Regions from separate parts of the Homo sapiens genome. Here region 1 is linked to region 2. The links are chromatin loops, found by intact Hi-C in ENCODE. Cell type or tissue: B cell. All regions are shown on one strand. Links, peaks and the distances in the headings refer to the core of each region. The heading gives the core; the rest is flanking DNA. Region 1 has its middle 5.8 kb from the start of BCR. Region 2 has its middle 71 kb from the start of IGLL5.

Region 1 (8,830 bases), core at 2,613-5,112, 220 kb after region 2:
GCCTGCCATAGTCTAGGTGGTTTTTAGAACAACAGAAATTTATTTCTCACAGTCCCGGAGGCTGGAAGTTCCAGATCAGGGTGCCAACACGGTTGGATTCTGGCAAGGGCCCTTTTCTAGGTCACAAACTGTAGAATTCTCACTGTATCCTCACATAGCAAAAAGAATTTGAGAGCGCTCTTCAGGGTTCCTTTAAAAGGCCACTAATCCCAGCCAGGCACAGTGGCTCACACCTGTAATCCTAGCACTTTGGCAGGCCGAGGCGGACAGACTGCCTGAGCTCAGGAGTTTGAGAGAAGCTTGGGCAACATGGTGAAAAAAAAACAAATTAGCCGGGCGTGGTGGTGAGCACCTGTAGTCCCAGCTACTCGGGAAGCTGAGGCAGAAGAATTGCTTGAACCCAGGAGGCGGAGGTTGCAGTGAGCTGAGATCATGCCACTGCACTCCAGCCTGGTGACAGAGCGAGACTCCACCTCAAAATAAATAAATAAATAAGGCCACTAATCCCATTCACGAGGACTCCACCCAGGACTTAACTACCTCCGAGGCACATTGAGGGTTAGAATTTCATATATATATATATATATATACCTACATATTTCCCACTTAGAGATGGGGTCTGACTATGTTCCCCAGGCTGGCGTGCTGTGGCTATTCACAGGCACAATCCCACTACTGATTGGCACAGAAGTTTTAGCCTGTTGCACTTTCTTTTTTCTTCTTTTTTTTTCAAGGTGGAGTCTCACTCTGTCCCCAGGCTGGAGTGCAGTAGTGCAATCTTGGCTCACTGCGGCCTCTGCCTCCCGGGTTCAAGCGATCCTCCTGCCTCAGCCTCCTGAGTAGCTGGGACTACAGGCGTGCACCACCACGCCCAGCCAATTTTTGTATTTTTAGTAGAGACAAGGTTTCACCATGTTGGCCAGGATGGTCTCAATCTCCTGACCTCATGATCCACCCACTGTGGCCTCCCAAAGTGCTGGGATTACAGGCGTGAGCCACTGAGCCTGGCCTACACTTTCTACCTGGGCAGGTTCACTCCTCCTTAGGAAACCTGATGGTCATCATGTTGATGACCCAGGAAGTCATCATACTGATGCTGAACTTAGTGCAGACACCTGACAGGCATAGTGCACTAAAGCCCAGAACTCCTAGATTCAAGCAACCCTCCCACCTCAGCCTCTGGAGTAGCTGGAACTACAAGTGTGTACCACAATGCCCAGCTAGAATTTCAACATACAAATTTTGGGGGACACAAACATTCAGTCCATTGTATACATGTACATACACATTCAAGTAATATTATTCATGCTGAGCGCGGTGGCTCACACCTGTAATCCCAGCACCTTGAGAGGCAGTGGGGGTGGATCACCTGAGGTCAGGAGTTTGAGACCAGCCTGATCAACATGGTGAAACCCCGTCTCTACTAAAAATACAAAATTAGCCAGGCGTGGTGGCACGTGCCTGTAATCTCAGCTACTCGGGAGGCTGAGGCAAGAGAATCGCTTGAAACTGGGAGGTAGAGATTGCGGTGAGCTGAGATCTTGCCATTGCACTCCAGCCTGGGCAACAAGAGCAAAACTCTGTCTCAAAAAAAAAAAACAAAAAAAAAAAAACAAGCAATGTTATTGACAACAGTGAAAAAGTGGAAGCCAGGATCGGTGGCACATATCTGTAGTCAGCTTCCTATCTAACAGGCCAGTCCTCAAGCACCTGGTTACCAGGAAGAAGAAACAAAAATTGTTAAAAAGCACCCTTCCTTAATGCATTTTATATCCATCTGTTAAAACAATTGCCATCATAAACTGATTCTGTAAGAATAAGACATACAAATGGAATCATACAATATGTGGCTTTTTGTGACTGCTTCTTTCACTTAGCATAATGTTTTCAAGGCTCATCCATGTTGTAGCATTTATCAGTACAATATTTCATTTCATTTTTTTCTTTTTCAGACAGCGTCTGGTTCTGTTGCCCCTCTGGAGTGCAGTGGCACTATCATGGCTCACTACAATCTCTGCCTATAGTGATGGTGCGCGTATAGTCCCAGCTACTTGGGAGGCTGAGGTGGGAGAACTGCTTGAATCCGGGAGGTGGAGGTTGCTGTGAGCCAAGATCACACCATTGTACTCCAGCCTGGGTGACAGAGCGAGATTCTGTCTCAAAAAAAAAAAAAAAAAAGGCCAGGTGCAGTGGCTCAGCCTGTAATCCCAGCACTTTGGGAGGCCGAGGCGGGCAGATCACGAGGTCAGGAGATCAAGACCATGGTGAAACCCCATCTCTACTAAAAAAATACAAAAAATTAGCCAGGCGCGGTAGTGGGTGCCTGTAGTCCCAGCTACTTGGGAGGCTGAGGCAGGAAATGGTATGAACCCAGGAGGCGGAGCAAGAATCCGTCTCAAAAAAAAAAAAAAAGACTGGGCACGGTGGCTCACACCTTTAATCCCAGCACTTTGGGAGGCCGAGGCAGGGTGGATTGTGAGGTCAGGAGATCGAGACCATCCTGGCTAACACGGTGAAACCCCATCTCTACTAAAAATACAAAAAATTAGCCGGGTGTGGTGGCAGGCGCCTGTAGTCCCAGCTACTCGGGAGGCTGAGGCAGGAGAATGGCATGAACCCAGGAGGCGGAACTTGCAGTGAGCCGAGATCGCCCCACTGCACTCCAGCCTGGGGTACAGAACGAGACTGCATCTAAAAAAAAAAAAAGAATGTCATATATTTGGAATCATACAGTATGTAGCCTTTTCAGAATAGTGTCTTTTCATATGGTAATAGGCATTTAAGTTTCCTCCATGTTTTTCCATGGCTTGTCAGCTCCTTTCTTTTTAGTGCTGATTAATATTCCATTGTCTGGATGTACCACAGTTTCTTTCTTTCTTTTTTTCTTTTTTTTCTTTGAGACGGAGTCTCGCTCTGTCACCCAGGCTGGAGTGCAGTGGCGCGATCTCCGCTCACTGCAAGCTCCGCCTTCCAGGTTCACGCCATTCTCCTGCCTCAGCCTCCCAAATAGCTGGGACTACAGGTGCCTGCCACCATGCCCAGCTAATTTTTTGTATTTTTAGCAGAGATGGGGTTTCAACATGTTAGCCAGGATGATCTCGATCTCCTGACCTCGTGAGCCGCCCGCCTCGGCCTCCCAAAGTTCTGAGATTACAGGCATCAGCCACTGTGCCTGGCCTTCTTTTCATTTATTTATTTAATTTGAGACAGGGTCTCACTCTGTCGCCCAGGCTGGAGTGCAGGGGTATGATCATAGCTCACTAAAACTTCAACCTCCCTGGCTCAAGCAATCCTTCCACCTCAGCCTCCAGAGTAGCTGGGACTACAGACACATGCCACAATGCTCAGGTAATTTTTTTATTTTTGGTTTTTTGTTTTTTGTTTTTTTTTTTTAGAGATGGGGTCTCACTATGGTGCCCAGGCTGGTCTCAAACTTCTTCTCCGTTATTATTTACTATTTATTTATTTTGAGACGGAGTCTCGCTCTGTCACCTAGGCTGGAGTGCAGCAGCACGATCTTGGCTCACTGCAAACGTCCATCTCCTGGGTTCCAGCGATTCTCTTGCCTCAGCCTCCTGAGTAGCTGGGACTACAGGCATGCGCCACCACACCAGGCTAACTTTTTCATATTTTTAGTAGAGACAGGGTTTCGCCATGTTGGTCAGGCTGGTCTTGAACTCCTGACCTCAAATGATCCACCCTCCTCGGCCTCCCAAAGTGCTGGGATTACAGGTGTGAGCCACTGTGCCCAGCCTCTATTCTTTCATCTGTTGACTGACACCTGCATGCTTTCCATCCCCAGGGCTTTGAGGCATGAGAAGTTCTGCATTGTCTCCAGCAGAGGGGGCGGTTGGGTCCCAGCCTGTTCTTCCAGTAAAGGGAAAGGGTGGCCTCCGGGAGGGGTTTGCTGGAACTTTTGCTTGGGGCCTAGGAACCACTTGGGCTGCTGCTGAGGGTGTGTGACGGTGTGTGTGTGTGTTTTGATTTTAAAATTACTTCTAGGCTGGGCACTGTGGCTCACGCCTGTAATCCCAGCACTTCGGGGAGCTGAGTTAGGAGGATCACTTAAGCCCAGGCGTCTAAGGCTGCAGTGAGCTAGGATTGCAATAATGCACTCCAGCATGGGTCACAGAGCGAGACCCCCATCTCAAAAAATATATAAGTAAATAAATAAATAATAGAATCATGTAACCACACTCAGAGAACAAGGGAAATTGAGGGGGAACATCACCAAAAACCCCACTTCTCTGTTATATTTTAGTTTCGAGATTTAAAAACATAATATGGATTGGGGATGCTGGAAATACTTGTTATCTAATTGTGGCGATGGCTTCAAAGTATACACAGATGTCAACACTCATCAAATCGCACTCCTTATGCGCAGTTTATGACACTTCAATTATACTTCAATAAAGTTGTAAAAAAAAAAAAAGCTGAGTGTGGTGGCTCACGCCTGTAATCCCAGTACTTTGGGAGGCTGAGGCAGGTGGATCCCCTGAGGTTGGGAGTTCGCAACCAGCCTGACCAACATGGAGAAACCCCGTTTCTACTAAAAATACAAAATTAGCCAGGAATGGTGGTGCATGCCTGTAATCCCAGCTACTCGGGAGGCTGAGGCAGGAGAATTGCTTGAACCGGGAAGCGGAGGTTGTGGTGAGCTGAGATCACGCCATTGCACTGCAGCCTGGGCAACAAGAGCAAAACTCCGTCTCAAAAAAAAAGAAAAAAAGATTGTAAAAAAAAAATTTTTTTTTTTTTTCAGACAGAGTCTCGCTCTGTCACCCAGGCTGGAGTGCAGTGACGCAATCTTGGCTCACTACAAGCTCCGCCTCCTGGGTTCACGCCATTCTCCTGCCTCAGCCTCCGAGTAGCTGGGACTACAGACGCCCACCACCACACCCGGCTAATTTGTTTTTGTATTTTTAGTAGAGTCGGGGTTTCACCGTGTTAGCCAGAATGGTCTCGATATCCTGACCTCATGATCTGCCCGCCTCGGCCTCCCAAAGTGCTGGGATTACAGGCGTCAGCCACGGCACTTGGCAAAAAATCTATTTTTTTTTAAATTACAAAAGATAGGTGGGTTGGCTTGTTTGTTTGTTTTTTCTTGAGACAGAGTCTCACTCCATCACCCAGGCTGGAGTGCAGTGGCGTAATCTCCCCTCACTGCAACCTCCGCCTACTGGATCCAAGCAATTCTCCAGCCTCCGCCTCTGGAGTCACCATGCCCAGCTAATTTTTATATTTTTGGTAGAGACAGGGTTTCACCATATTGGCCAGTCTGATCTTAAACTCCTGACCTCAAGTGACCCGCCCGCCTAGCCTCCCAAAGTGCTGGGATTACAGGCGTGAGCCATAGATAGGCGTTTTATTATGAAGAATTTAGAAAAGCATGATGATTTAGAAAATAAATGTCACCCACTGCTCATAGACAGCTGTGGAGCCCTTGGTGAAGCCCCCTCCTCCTGCTGAACCCCTCAGAAGGCTCCTGGGGTAGCGCTCAGGGCCCATCCAGCCTCCAGCTTCTGCAGCCAAGTTCCAGGGCCCACCTCTGCCCTGCCGGCCTCATGATGCCAGACTCAGCTAGCATCCTTCCCACTGAGGGAACAGCAGCTATCAGCATGAGGCTCTGCCTTCTTCACTGAGTCTTCTCCGCTCAGACTCCAGGGTCCCCATCATCTCCCTGGCCAGTCCCTTCTCAGTCCCTCTGCCTCTACTTCCCCCCTAGTCCAGTAACTGTCCCTTCTCCACCCAGCCTCACGCAGGCAGGGGGAGAGTCTCCAGCCCCGTGGCAACAAACAACATCGATTCACTGGCAACACTCCACTTTCTCTCTGAGGTCTTCATTGCTCCTTGGTGCAACAGGGTCACCCTCTGCCTGATGCCTGCTCATGGATGGGCTATGCGGACCTGAAGCCCTGTGCAGGCACCTCTGCTTGCCTGTTGCAGTCACCATCCCAAAGTCATCCCCATGAGCTGGCCTCCCTCTGTTGGGGAAAAGCTGGGTGTGGGGAGAGAAGCTGAGGCAGGGCTTGCATGTCTGCTAGACTTGCTGGCTCCTTCCTTCTAGCACTCTCATTATCTCAAGTAGCCATATGTTTCAAAGAAAATGCTAAACTGTCACAGCTGTAGCTCATTTGCTTGATACACCGCTTCCTTTCAATCCCCACATCCTCACCACCTGTTTCTTTGTTTGATCACCAATAAATAGCATAGGCTCCTAGGGCTAGAGGCCTTTGCAGCCTCTATACTAGCGTTGGCCCCCTGGTCCCACTTTCTCTCTTGCCTTTTCTCACTCCTTTGACTCCGCCAGACTTTGTCGCCCCCACGGCCTGGTGTTGGGTCTGATCACCCCAACATCCCTCATTCCCCACACCCACTCCATCTACAAGTCCCATGAGTTTTACTTCCAGAATGCTCCTGAATTCTAACCCCTTCTCTGGGGTACCTTGCTTCTGCCCTATTCTGGGTCACCAATGCCTTCCTCATAAACAATTGCCACAATCCCCAACCACTCCCCCTACTCCCACCTCCCACGCCCAACCTTCCATGCAACAGACCCCAGCAAGTCACCCCGCTTCCTGTGCGGTTGAGTACAGCAGCCACGGTGGCCATTGAAACTCACTAACACGAAACCAAACATTCAGTTCTTCAGCTGCCCCAGCCACGTTTCAGATGCTCAGTAATCACACGGGGCAGCTCGTGGCTGCCACATTGTGCAGCACAGATTACAGAACATGCCCATGGTACTGGCAAGTTCTATCGGACAGTGCAGGTCTAGAACCTTTGAGCAGCTTTTCCTTGCATTTAGAATAAAACCCAAACTTTGTGCAGGCCTACAAGGCCCTGCCTCACCTCTGATCCCACTTCCTACTGCCTACACCAGCCTCATCTCCCAACCTGGCTGCTCCTCAAACAGAACTTTGAAGCCTCCTTGTCCTTTGCCTACCTGGTCCTTGTCCTTAGGACCAGCTCAGGCATCACCTCCCCTGGCAAGCCTTTCCCCGAACTGTGCCTTCTCCCACAGGACACACACACCTTTGCTATAGCCGGGCTGTGAATGCCTTATCACTTCCTCCCCCATACACAGGCATCGCTCTCGGTGACCTATCTGCCCTCCAGGCCATGCACACATCTGGTTCCTCATTCCACCAGACCTGGTTGAGCACTTACTCTGAGCTCACTATATGAGAGACATAGGGGAACAAGACAAACAGGTCTGTGACCTTGCAGAGTTTAGATCTAGTTGGAACAGACACTGAGTGGGGGATTACAGAGTGTTATGTGTGTCTAAACCCCATGCCCATGCCCATGCCCTGCTGCATTCCTCCCTAGGGAGGGATGGATGATAAGAAAACTCTACAGGAAAGGCCCAGAGGCTCAGGATAGGGGTGCTTTCAGGGAAGTCCTGAGGAGAGAACAGTGTCCTTGGGGCCAGAAGAGGCTGTCCCACAAGGGAGAAAGCCACTATCTGGACGTGTCCTTGTGCCTAACAAAAAGCCATTTGCTATGCCAAGAGAACAGAGCATGCAAACTCAAACTAAACAGCTTCAGAGTTTACTTAGAGACAGGGTCTTGCTCTGTTACCCAGGCTGGAGTGCAGTGGCGTGATCCTAGCTCACTGAAGCCTCAAATTCCCAGGCTCAGTGCAATCCTCCCACCCCAGCCTCCTGAGCAGGTAGAACTACAGGCACGAGGCACCATGCCAGGCTAATTTTTAAATTTTTTTGTAGAGATGGAGTCTCACTATGTTGCCCAGGCTGGTCTTGAACTCCTGGGCTCAAGCGATACTCCTGCCTCGGCCTCCCAAAACACCAGGATTACAGGCATGGGCCACTGTGCCTGCCTTTATCATACCCATTTTAAAGAAGAGGCCATTGAGGGCTGGGTGCAGTGGCTCACACCTGTAATTCCAGCACTACAGGAGGCCAAGGCGGGCAGATCACGAGGTCAGGAGTTCAAGACCAGCCTGGCCAACACAGTGAAACCCCGTCTCTACTAAAAATACAAAAAACTAGCTGGGCGTGATGGCAGGCGCCTGTAATTCCAGCTACTTGGGAGGCTGAGGCAGCAGAATCACTTGAACCCAGGAGGCAGAGGTTGCGGTGAGCAGAGATCACTCCACTGCACTCCAGCCTGGGCAACAGTGTGAGACTCCGTCTCAAAAAAAAAAAAAAATAGGCCACTGAGGATGAGAGCACTGCTCAGTATGGCACTACTGGGATTCCAGCCCCTTTAGTGGCCAGGGCATCATTTGCATCTCAGTTTCCTCACATGCAAAATGGGCTATTTGCAGCCTGATGGGAAGGGGATGAGAAGGTCCGCTGGGTCCAAGGGACCAGGATGGCAGGAGGTTAGCAAGGCCTGCAGAGGGCAGCAGTGAGCTGCGCACCGCCCACCCAGCCTAGAAACTGGGGCCCATGGGTTTTCCAGGGCAGGAATGTTCTCCAGGGGCACTAATATTAACAGGCAATCACGAAATCGACCCCTACACACCATTTATCAGGTTGTGTTTTATGTTTGCCCCATCTGGGCATTTTATGCAGGATGCTCTCAACATTTTGTACCGTGGCCCACAGGACTGGGTGGAAGACAGGACAGCTCAGAGCAGGGAGTGAAACAAAATCTTTGATGGTTCTCTAGGGAAGCCTGGAAATCTGAGACAGGGCAAAGAGCAGGGAGTCTGATGAGCACAAAATTAAAATACCCAAACCAGCCTGCCGGGTCAGGGGAAAAGGAAGCAGGATTGGGCACATGAAGAACAGATGACAAAACTGAGGCTCAGAGAGGCTGAGAGAGACACTGCTGAGGTCACACAGCCAGGAGTCGGCAG
Region 2 (8,830 bases), core at 3,105-5,604:
CCTCAGAAGTTCAAATGTGTGTAGAAAGATAAATACGGAAGCTAAGTAGGAAAGCGGGTGAACTCTGCCAGTTATCAGCGGAATGTTCTAGCTGCAAATTGCCCCTTTCTCGCAAGCTCTAGGAAGCCGGCTGGTAAACAGCGCCCTCCTTTGCCCGCCGCTGCAATGTTAGGCTTTGCCAAAAGAGAGCACCTGGGGGAAGCTGCGAGGCCACCGCGGCGAGAAGGTGCTTTCCTGTTTCCCTGCTGTCCTTTCTTTTTATTCCGCACAGAAGCCATATATATATATATATATATATATATATATATATATATATATATATATATAGTGTACATTTATATATTAGGCTTTTAGGCCATATATATATGTGTGTGTATATATGTATATGTATCGCTACATATATATACTATATATACATATATACTATATATACTTTCTACACACTATAAATAGATAGTGTGGCACATCTATATATTACACATTTAGGCTCTTTATAGATATGTACCACCACATATATAGTGATACATTTATATATATATATATATATCGACTAAACAGCATTTAGGCTGTTTCCAGCTTTTTGCTACCACAAGTAATGCAGGAATTAGCAAATAAGATCTTCCAGATAATACCCAGAGGCAGGACTGCTGGATCAGGAGGAATGCACATTTTCAGTTTTACTGCCCTCTAATGTGGCTGATGAATTTACACCCTACTAGCAATGTGTGGGTTCTGTTTCTCTAACTCTTTACCACACTTGATATCAGCAGACTTTTCCATTTGCACCACGCAGCTCTTACTACAACCCTCCTTTACAGCTCTCAACTAACCCAGGCAGGCAGCATGCGTGGGCCAGACACCAGGGCAGTCCTCCACTGCAGTTAGATATTGAGTCTCCCTCCTGTGACTGGGCAGACGAAAAGGACTTGTTCACTCTTGTTTTCTCTAACACAGCGCTTCACACACAGAGTTCTTTTCCAGTTATGTGACTAATTCAATAAACTGCCTGAGCCTTAGTTTCCCAATCCTTGTCATTAAATGGTCACTGTGCCCACTGGTGTGCTGGGAAAAGTTTAACAACTAACAGAGTAGCAAGGGCGGTGGGAGTCCTAATTTGTAGCATTTGCCCATTTCCATGGTATAAATAATCCCACCATGGCTGATTTCAAGCTACCAAGGTGCCCCACTGAACACAGAGTTGGGAAGAGATGCTCTTAAATCATCAGCTCTCCTGAGCTGGTGCAAGCCAGTTGCGGGACACCACTGGGCTTTTTGCAACCCTGTTTCTTAATTCTCAGTTCTGGGCAGGCTGTAGTCGCCTCCCCGTGCTTCTGTACAAGTAGACAGCGACATCTGGTGGCAAAGTCAAGCAAATCCCAGACCATGTAGAGAAGGGCCTAGAGTATGGGAAAACAAGAAACACCCCTCTTCTCCCACCAGCACCCCCACGAAAGGTTCCTGTCCTCTTCCTCAACCAACCCTGGGACCCATCAACTCCAGCAAAAACTCAATGCCTGGGGAGTTCCTACATGGGCAGCCTGCAGGTCTCCCTTCCTGTGGCAGCTGGGGTAGAGTGGCATGGCTCCTGGTGTTGGAATAAGCAGTGACCTCGTACAGCAGTCATTCCCACTGCCTGCCTGCAGACCCCTTGCCTTACCCCTGGTTGAGAATTATCAGAAGCGTCCCTCAACCCAAAGCAGTCACCACAGCACTCCTAGAACAAGAGTTACTCAGCTAGTGTGACCAGAGCACTGGTTCACCATGAGCGCTTCCTCCTGGAATTTGGACAACCATCTCAGGGCCTTTCTTTGGTCAATTTCCTTCTGATTCTGTGTGTAAGACTTGTGTGCAGAATCTCAGTGGCCTAAATATCTCAGCCTATGGTAGGATAGGCGGGGAAGTGAGGGTGGCCCCTGCAATAGCAAAGCCATTACACTTAGCCTTTGGCCACTAAAACCCCCTATGGCAGCAACAGGCTGCTGACCACCGAACGTTCACCTCCTTTTCCATAGTGTATTCCTTTTCTTGAGACAGGGTCTCCCTGTATCACCCAGGCTAGAGAGCAGCAGTGCATCCATAGCTCCCTGCAATCTCAGACTCCTGGGCTCAAGTGATCCTCCTGCCTCAGCCTCCTGAGTAGCCGGGACTACATGCACACACCACCACACTTAGCTAATTTTTGTATTTTTTGTAGAGATGGGGAATCTCATTATTTGCCTAAGCTGGTCTCGAACTCCTGGCCTCAAGGAATCCTCCCACCTTGGCCTCCCAAAGTGCTGGGATTACAGGCATGAGCCACCACATCCAGCTTCCATAGTGAACTGTTAAAGAAGGCATCTGTTTAGCCCAGGACTCTACTTTCCATATCCCTAAAAGGGCAATGTGTGAAAAGATTATCTGTGCAAATATAAAGTCCCTGGCTGCTGCTTCTACAGACAAGCTCCTACTGCATCCTCAGGCAATCACCTTTCCACCCTGGGGCTGATCCTCCAGACCTGCACCAGCCCACCCACATACCCCTGGGCAATGATAGGCCCTTCCATGGACCAGCTTCTGCTCACACTCTCTGGCAAGCGTCTTGGCCTCTGGCAGGCTACAGCTCACAGCAAAACCATGCTCTCCTGGAAAAGTCTGAATCTCAGCCTTGCCTGGGGTCCCATTCTCAAGCTCTTAGTTCCTTCACTCACTCCGCGTGAGTCGGTAGCTGCTTTCTGAATCTGCTACTCATGAACGTTGTACAGTCCTGCTTTATCCTTTTCATGAGCTCACCACTCTTTATAGTTTAACAACTCTGAAAAAATCCCTGTTCAAATTACTGGTGTGGTTTGCCTCCTGAGTCTACCCTGGTTGACACAATATCTCAGCATCAAAAGATGGCATGGAAATGAAGGTCATCTCCGAACTGCTACTATGATAGACCTTCAATCAAATGAAGTCAAATGAAGCCTTCAGGCATTCATCTTGCAGAATGCAAACAGTCAGCTGCCACAGGGAACTGCAGAAGGCAAGCGTTGTGACCAAACCATAAATGCTGGTCAGCCCCATCTAAATCAGGTTAAAATGGGGATAGATATCAGCCAGTGAGAACACAGGCAGCTTTCTTTGGAATGGCCACTTCGGGGGTGGTGGGTGAGCAAAGAATGGATGCAGATGCTCTCTCCTCTCCAAGGAGCAATGTGGACTTCAAAGCCCACAAAGATTCGTGAGATTTATTCCTAGAATAAGTACCCTAGAGAAGCCCGCCCAGCAGAGTATAAAAGAAATCAAGAATTTCCGGTGGACCCAGAACGTGTCACAGCTTGGGGCCAAATAAATTACACTCCTGCAAATGCCTCGGGCCTAGCTCCAGTAAAAAGTGACAGGACAGCCATGTGTCCAAAAGCTAGTGCATTGCACAGCAAGGAGGAAACCAATTTCCTTTAGCCTTTGCTCCCCTAGAGACGTCATATGACCAGAGTGAGGTTGGACACTCAGCTCTCTATCTTTTCAAATAATTCCCCATCTCCAAGTTCATGGAAAGAGAGAAAACCATCATGTCACCATAGCGATGACTCCTCTAATGATGGTTCAGAGTGGAAAACTTCTGACTTCAAGGATGGCCTCATACAGGATGGACGTGAATGCTGGTCCTCAAAACCCCAATGTCACATTTTTAAAAATCTGACCATCCCTCAGTCAGTGTCAGGGGTTTTCATGTGGGAAACCTCAAAGAAGGTGAGAAGGCAGGGGAGGTGTAACCCACAGTAATTATTAATAAAACCAACATTCCAGGACAAACTACTGCTAAGGAGGTTGAATTTTTTTTCTAAATGATCCTTCACAAGTAAAATAAGGAACTGGAGTCCTTGGACTGATCGCTATATTATGCTAAATGGATGACAGAATACAGCTCAGGAGTCAAAGATCATAAGCTTCCAAGTGGCCACAGGGACAATAAGCCTTTCAGCCCTTGGGTAATAAAGTCAGACAATCTGGTCCAGCAGCCAGAAGATGGCTGAGCTGGAGGAACATCGATGATGGGACAGTCCCAGCGTCCGCCCTCTCTGCTGGAAGGACATTAGCTGCTGAGAATAACTGGATCCAAATTGTTAACGTGACCCCCCACTGCTCATGGGGATGAAGAAAAAGATCTGGGGTGATTGGAACCTTACAAAGCAGGGACACAGATGCTTTATGTCTTTCGAAGGTCTAGTTGTAAAAACAAGACCCGAAAGCAGCCTCTCGGTCTTTTCACTGCTGGCCAGCAAAACTGGGAGAGGACTATGTTGTGATGTCCCCAGGATATCCTTCATGATTGCCACCAAGATCTGCTGGGATAGGTGCCCAAGACCTGGAAGGAACACTAAACTAGAGACCCAGGGATGCACACACCTTGCATGTTCTCACAATGAGGCTAAACCAGACTCATCACCGAAGAAATGCCAGCCAACAGCCTGTGGACATGGATGCAGATTGACTATTCCAGCCCCTCAGTGAACAAGCTCCAAGTGTGTTTCCTTGTAAAGCAGTTATACAGGTCAAAAATCACTTCATCACAAATGAAATACGGTCAAACTACCACAAAACACAGGGCTAAAATATCTCATCACCGGAGGGTGCCAGAGACCACCAAATATAATCCAGATTCAAGGCAGTCCATGTGAAAATTGCCCACCAGGTGGCGGAAATGCAGGGAGACGGCCAGCATGTACAGATAATTTGTTTCCCGGGTCCACACATTATCTGATGAGAGTGAATCTGACCCTAGAAGAGAACTACACAACTACTTGGTTGCATTAGGGTTCAACAAGACTGTGCACGCTCCAAAAATTCTCAAAAAGGTCAAATCCAAGTAACAAGGGTTTTAGCCTATGAACCAAGGTGTGGCTAGAGAAAAGATTGTTTGAATTTGAAAAGAAGCTAGGAGGTTGACTCACTGGGGCATCTATCCTTGAGTCTTCCTGCAGTGGGAGGCAGAGTGAGCGGTCAGCTGGGCATCCACATCTAGAGTGTTGAAAACCTCCTGGGGGTGGAGACGGGGGACTTCCACTTCCAGAATGGGCAATTGTGTGTGTGTATAAAATATTTAAGATATATGTATTTATTTAAAGTCTCTAGAAATGGCCTTAGGGCATACAGCAAATAAAAAAACATTTAATTCAAGAACATCTATTAAAACCTGGCAAGAAATGGGAGGGTCTGTGGCATTTCAACCACGACCTGCTCCATTCCTCCCACTGCCAGCAAAATGTGACAGAAACTCCACTCCAGGTGGGTACAGCCAAGGACACAGCACTGTCTCCACCCAGCTCCCAGTCAAGGGCTATGGTATTTTCCCAAGAAGGAAAATCCATCAGCATTTTTCTTCCCACCCCAGCTACCTGTTGCAGAGACTAAATTCCAGGTGATTGTAGTAATCGGTTGAGGCTCTCTTCTTTTGCTCAGCCCCTACTTGTGGGACAAAAGCCCTGCCTTGGGTGCAACACACTGAGAATACTGGCACCATCAACCAGCTCATTTGTAAAGTAGAGGTTCCATGCTATGAGAAGCAAGCTGGGAATACAATAGACTCTCCAATAAGCACCCACCTCCTAAAGCAGGGGTGTCACTCAGAAAGTAGCTACCTACCACTGTCCCCACCCAGCCCCAGAGCCATAGCCAAAAGCTCCTGAAACATTTCCCCAAGAGGAAAGGCAGGACATAGAGAGCTCTAAAGCCCTTCCCGAATGAACTGACTTTATTTGCAAATGAGTACAAAGTTCAACATTAAGGGGACTTTCAAAACAATGAAGCTTGGGCAAAAAGCAATTGAGAGGAAACTGGTAAGTTCATTAGTGACATAAACTAGACCATAGGCCAGCTAGTTTATCAGAGAGAACCAGGAAAAGACATGGCTAAAAACAGACCTCTTGGGGTCAAAGCAAACCTCAAACACTGACCTCAAAAACTATCCCTGCAAATGAGCCTCAGTTTAATTGGATAAGTCATCTCAATAAAGGTGTTTTTTAAAGAAAAAAAACAGCAATAACAATTATACATTCTGGTCAACATGGAGTAACAGGAGCTGGATTTATTTTTAGGCCTGGAATAATTTTAAAAACAACACAAAATATTTAAGTCACTGGACATCAGGCAATGAAAGATAGTGGTTTATAAGAGATGAGAAATGAATAAGATGAGCCCCACGATTGCCCCAGATTACTGCATGGAGAGTTTCCAGTCTGAGGCTCAAGGAGGAGAGAACGTAACCACAGCCCACTGGCCTCCCCGAGTTGAAGAAACAGAGCTGCTTGGGATCCCAGGCCGCTGGAGTTCATAGGGCAGAGTACCAAAGAGGAGGGAGCTTAACAGAAAGAGAACTCTGCAAATACGAGAGTGTAAGTATTATACTGAGTAGTGATCAGTGTATGCATATGAGGAATGTACCTGAGGCCAAGAAAAAGACTACCCAAAAGCATTGAACAGAACAATCCCCAGAGAAAATTCAGGGCTGAAAATAATGCCTGACCTCATCAACAAGTACAGAAAATCTCATAATTCATTAAGCATCAGGTAGAGTACTCAGAGGAGTCTTCCTGATCTGTGGACAAAATTAACCATAGACTTAATGCTGTTGTGGTCTCATGTAAAAATGTTAAAAGAAAGCTGGGGATAGATTAAACTGTTTCAAAATAATTTAACTGTGTACCAGAACACAACTTAAGAATACAAAAATATCTAGCACCTGCAAAGATAAAATGCACAATGTCTAGCATTCAACTACAAATTAACATGCAGGCAAAGAAGTGGAAGAATATGATCCATAGTTAGGAAAATATCAGCCAGTCAAAGCTGATCCAAAATTGACATAGGTAATAAATAGATAAGGTCATTAAAGCAGTTATTATAATACTATTCCATATGTATAAGGAACTAGAGGAAGGATTAAACATTTTTGGCGAATGCACAGAAGGTTTTTTCTAAAACCAAATTAAACTTATAGAAAACAATGTGATGAAAAATACACTAGATGGAATTAATGACAGATTAGAAACTGCAGAAGAAAAGATTAGTGAACTTGAAGGCAGAGCAGTAGAAATTATACAAAATTATCAGAGGGTTAAAGGACTAAAAAAATAAAGAGAACATCAGTGACCTGTGAGATAAATGCCAGTGGTAAAATATATATGTGGTTAAAGTCTCTGAAAAAGAAGAGGGGATTTGAAAAAATAATGACAGAAAATTTTCTTAATGTGATGAAAACTGTATACCTACGGATTAAAAAAGTTCAACCAACCGTAATCACAAAAACATGAAGAAAACCATACCAAGTCACACTATGATCATCAAATTTCTTAAACCAACTCATCTAAGAGAAAATTTTAAGTGGCCAGAAGAAAAAAAATACATTATATGCAGAAGAACAAAGAAAAGGATGACAGCAGATTTCTCAGAAAAACAATGCAAGTGGCCAGGTACAGTGGCTCATGCCAGTAATCCCACCACTTTGGGAGGCCGAGATGAGAGGATAACTTGAGGCCAGGAGTTCAAGACCAACCTGGGCAACATAGCGAGACCCTGTCTCTACAAAAAAAAAATTTTTTTAATTAGCTGGTGTGATGGTGCATCACTGTAGTCCTAGCTACTCAGGAAGCTAAGGCAGGAGGATCACTTGAGCCCAGGAGTTAGAGGCTGCACTGAGCTATAATCACATCACTGCACTCCAGCCTTAGCAACAGAGTGAGACCCTGTCTCAACAAAATAAAAAATAAAAGACACAATGCAAGTTAGAAGAGAGTGGAACAATATCTTTAAAGAATTTAAAGGAAAAAAGTTCATCCTAGAATTATTTACCTAGCACAAATATCTTTCGAAAAAGAAGGCTGAGATTTTTTAGACGTACAAAAGCTGAATGTATCATTGAATTTTCACTATAAGAATTTTTAAAGAAAGTCTTCAAGCAAAAAGAAAATGACATCGCATGGAAATCTGGGTCTACACAAAGGAGTAACGAAGGGTGCCAAAAATGGAAACTATATGGATAAATATACAGACTTGTTCCTAATTATTTAAATCTCTTTAAAGAATATTAAACTATTTAAAGGAGAAATAATGACATTCATAAATTAAAATTTAACATTTATAACAAATGTAAAGTAAAACATACAACAATATCACAGAGGCTAGAGAGGAGAAATGAAGTACAGATACTGGGAGATCAGTTCCAAGACCACCCAAGGATACCAAAATCTAAGGATGCTCTAGTGCCTTATATAAAATAATGTAGTATTTGCATATAACTTAAGCACATTCTCCCATATACTTTAAATCATCTCTAGATTACTTATAATACCTAATACATGTAAATTATCTGTAAATAGTTGTTATACTGCATTGCTTTTATTATTGTATTATTTTTAGCAATAAAATATTTTTTAATTTTTAATTTTAATTTGGGTGGGTACCTAGGCAGGTATATGTATTTATGGGATACATGAGATGTTTTCACACAGGCTTGCAATGTGTAATAATCACATCTTGTAAAATTGGGTATCCATCCCCCTGAAGAATTTATTCTTTGTGTCACAAACAATTCAATTACACTCTTTTAGTTATTTTTAAATGTATAATTAAATTATTACTGACTATAGTCACTCTGTTGTGCTGTCAAATTTATTCATATCCATTCTTTTTAACTACTTTTTTGTACCCATTAACCATCCCCACCTCCCTCTCCCCTTCCCACCCCCATCTCATCCTCTGGTAACCATCCTTCTACTCTCTATCTTCATGTGTTCAATTGCTTCGATTTTTAGATCCCATAAATAAGTGAGAACATGTGTTTGCCTTTCTGTGCCTGGCTTATTTCACT

What was found. Peaks named below come from ENCODE experiments on the same cell type or tissue, not always from the same donor. Only the 100,000 strongest peaks of a DNase experiment are listed, where the experiment ranks them.
Region 1: a loop joins it to region 2, with 7 times the contacts of the local background. A loop is called at or near these places in 7 of 110 quality-filtered maps.

What each region holds. Positions count from the first base shown.
Region 1 is chr22:23,170,256-23,179,085 of GRCh38, forward strand. It overlaps a transcript of RSPH14 not described here. Among named protein-coding and RNA genes, the nearest start is that of BCR, 5.8 kb to the right of the region's middle. RefSeq lists enhancers at 3,692-3,741, 3,727-4,021, 6,114-6,213 and a silencer at 6,601-6,700. In B cell, for the core only: CTCF peaks have their summits at 3,853 (motif pointing right) and 4,055; a DNase peak (open chromatin) is centred at 3,856.
Region 2 is chr22:22,954,749-22,963,578 of GRCh38, forward strand. No RefSeq gene overlaps it. Among named protein-coding and RNA genes, the nearest start is that of IGLL5, 71 kb to the left of the region's middle. RefSeq lists an enhancer at 1-113. In B cell, for the core only: CTCF peaks have their summits at 4,629 (motif pointing right) and 4,840; DNase peaks (open chromatin) are centred at 3,916 and 4,643.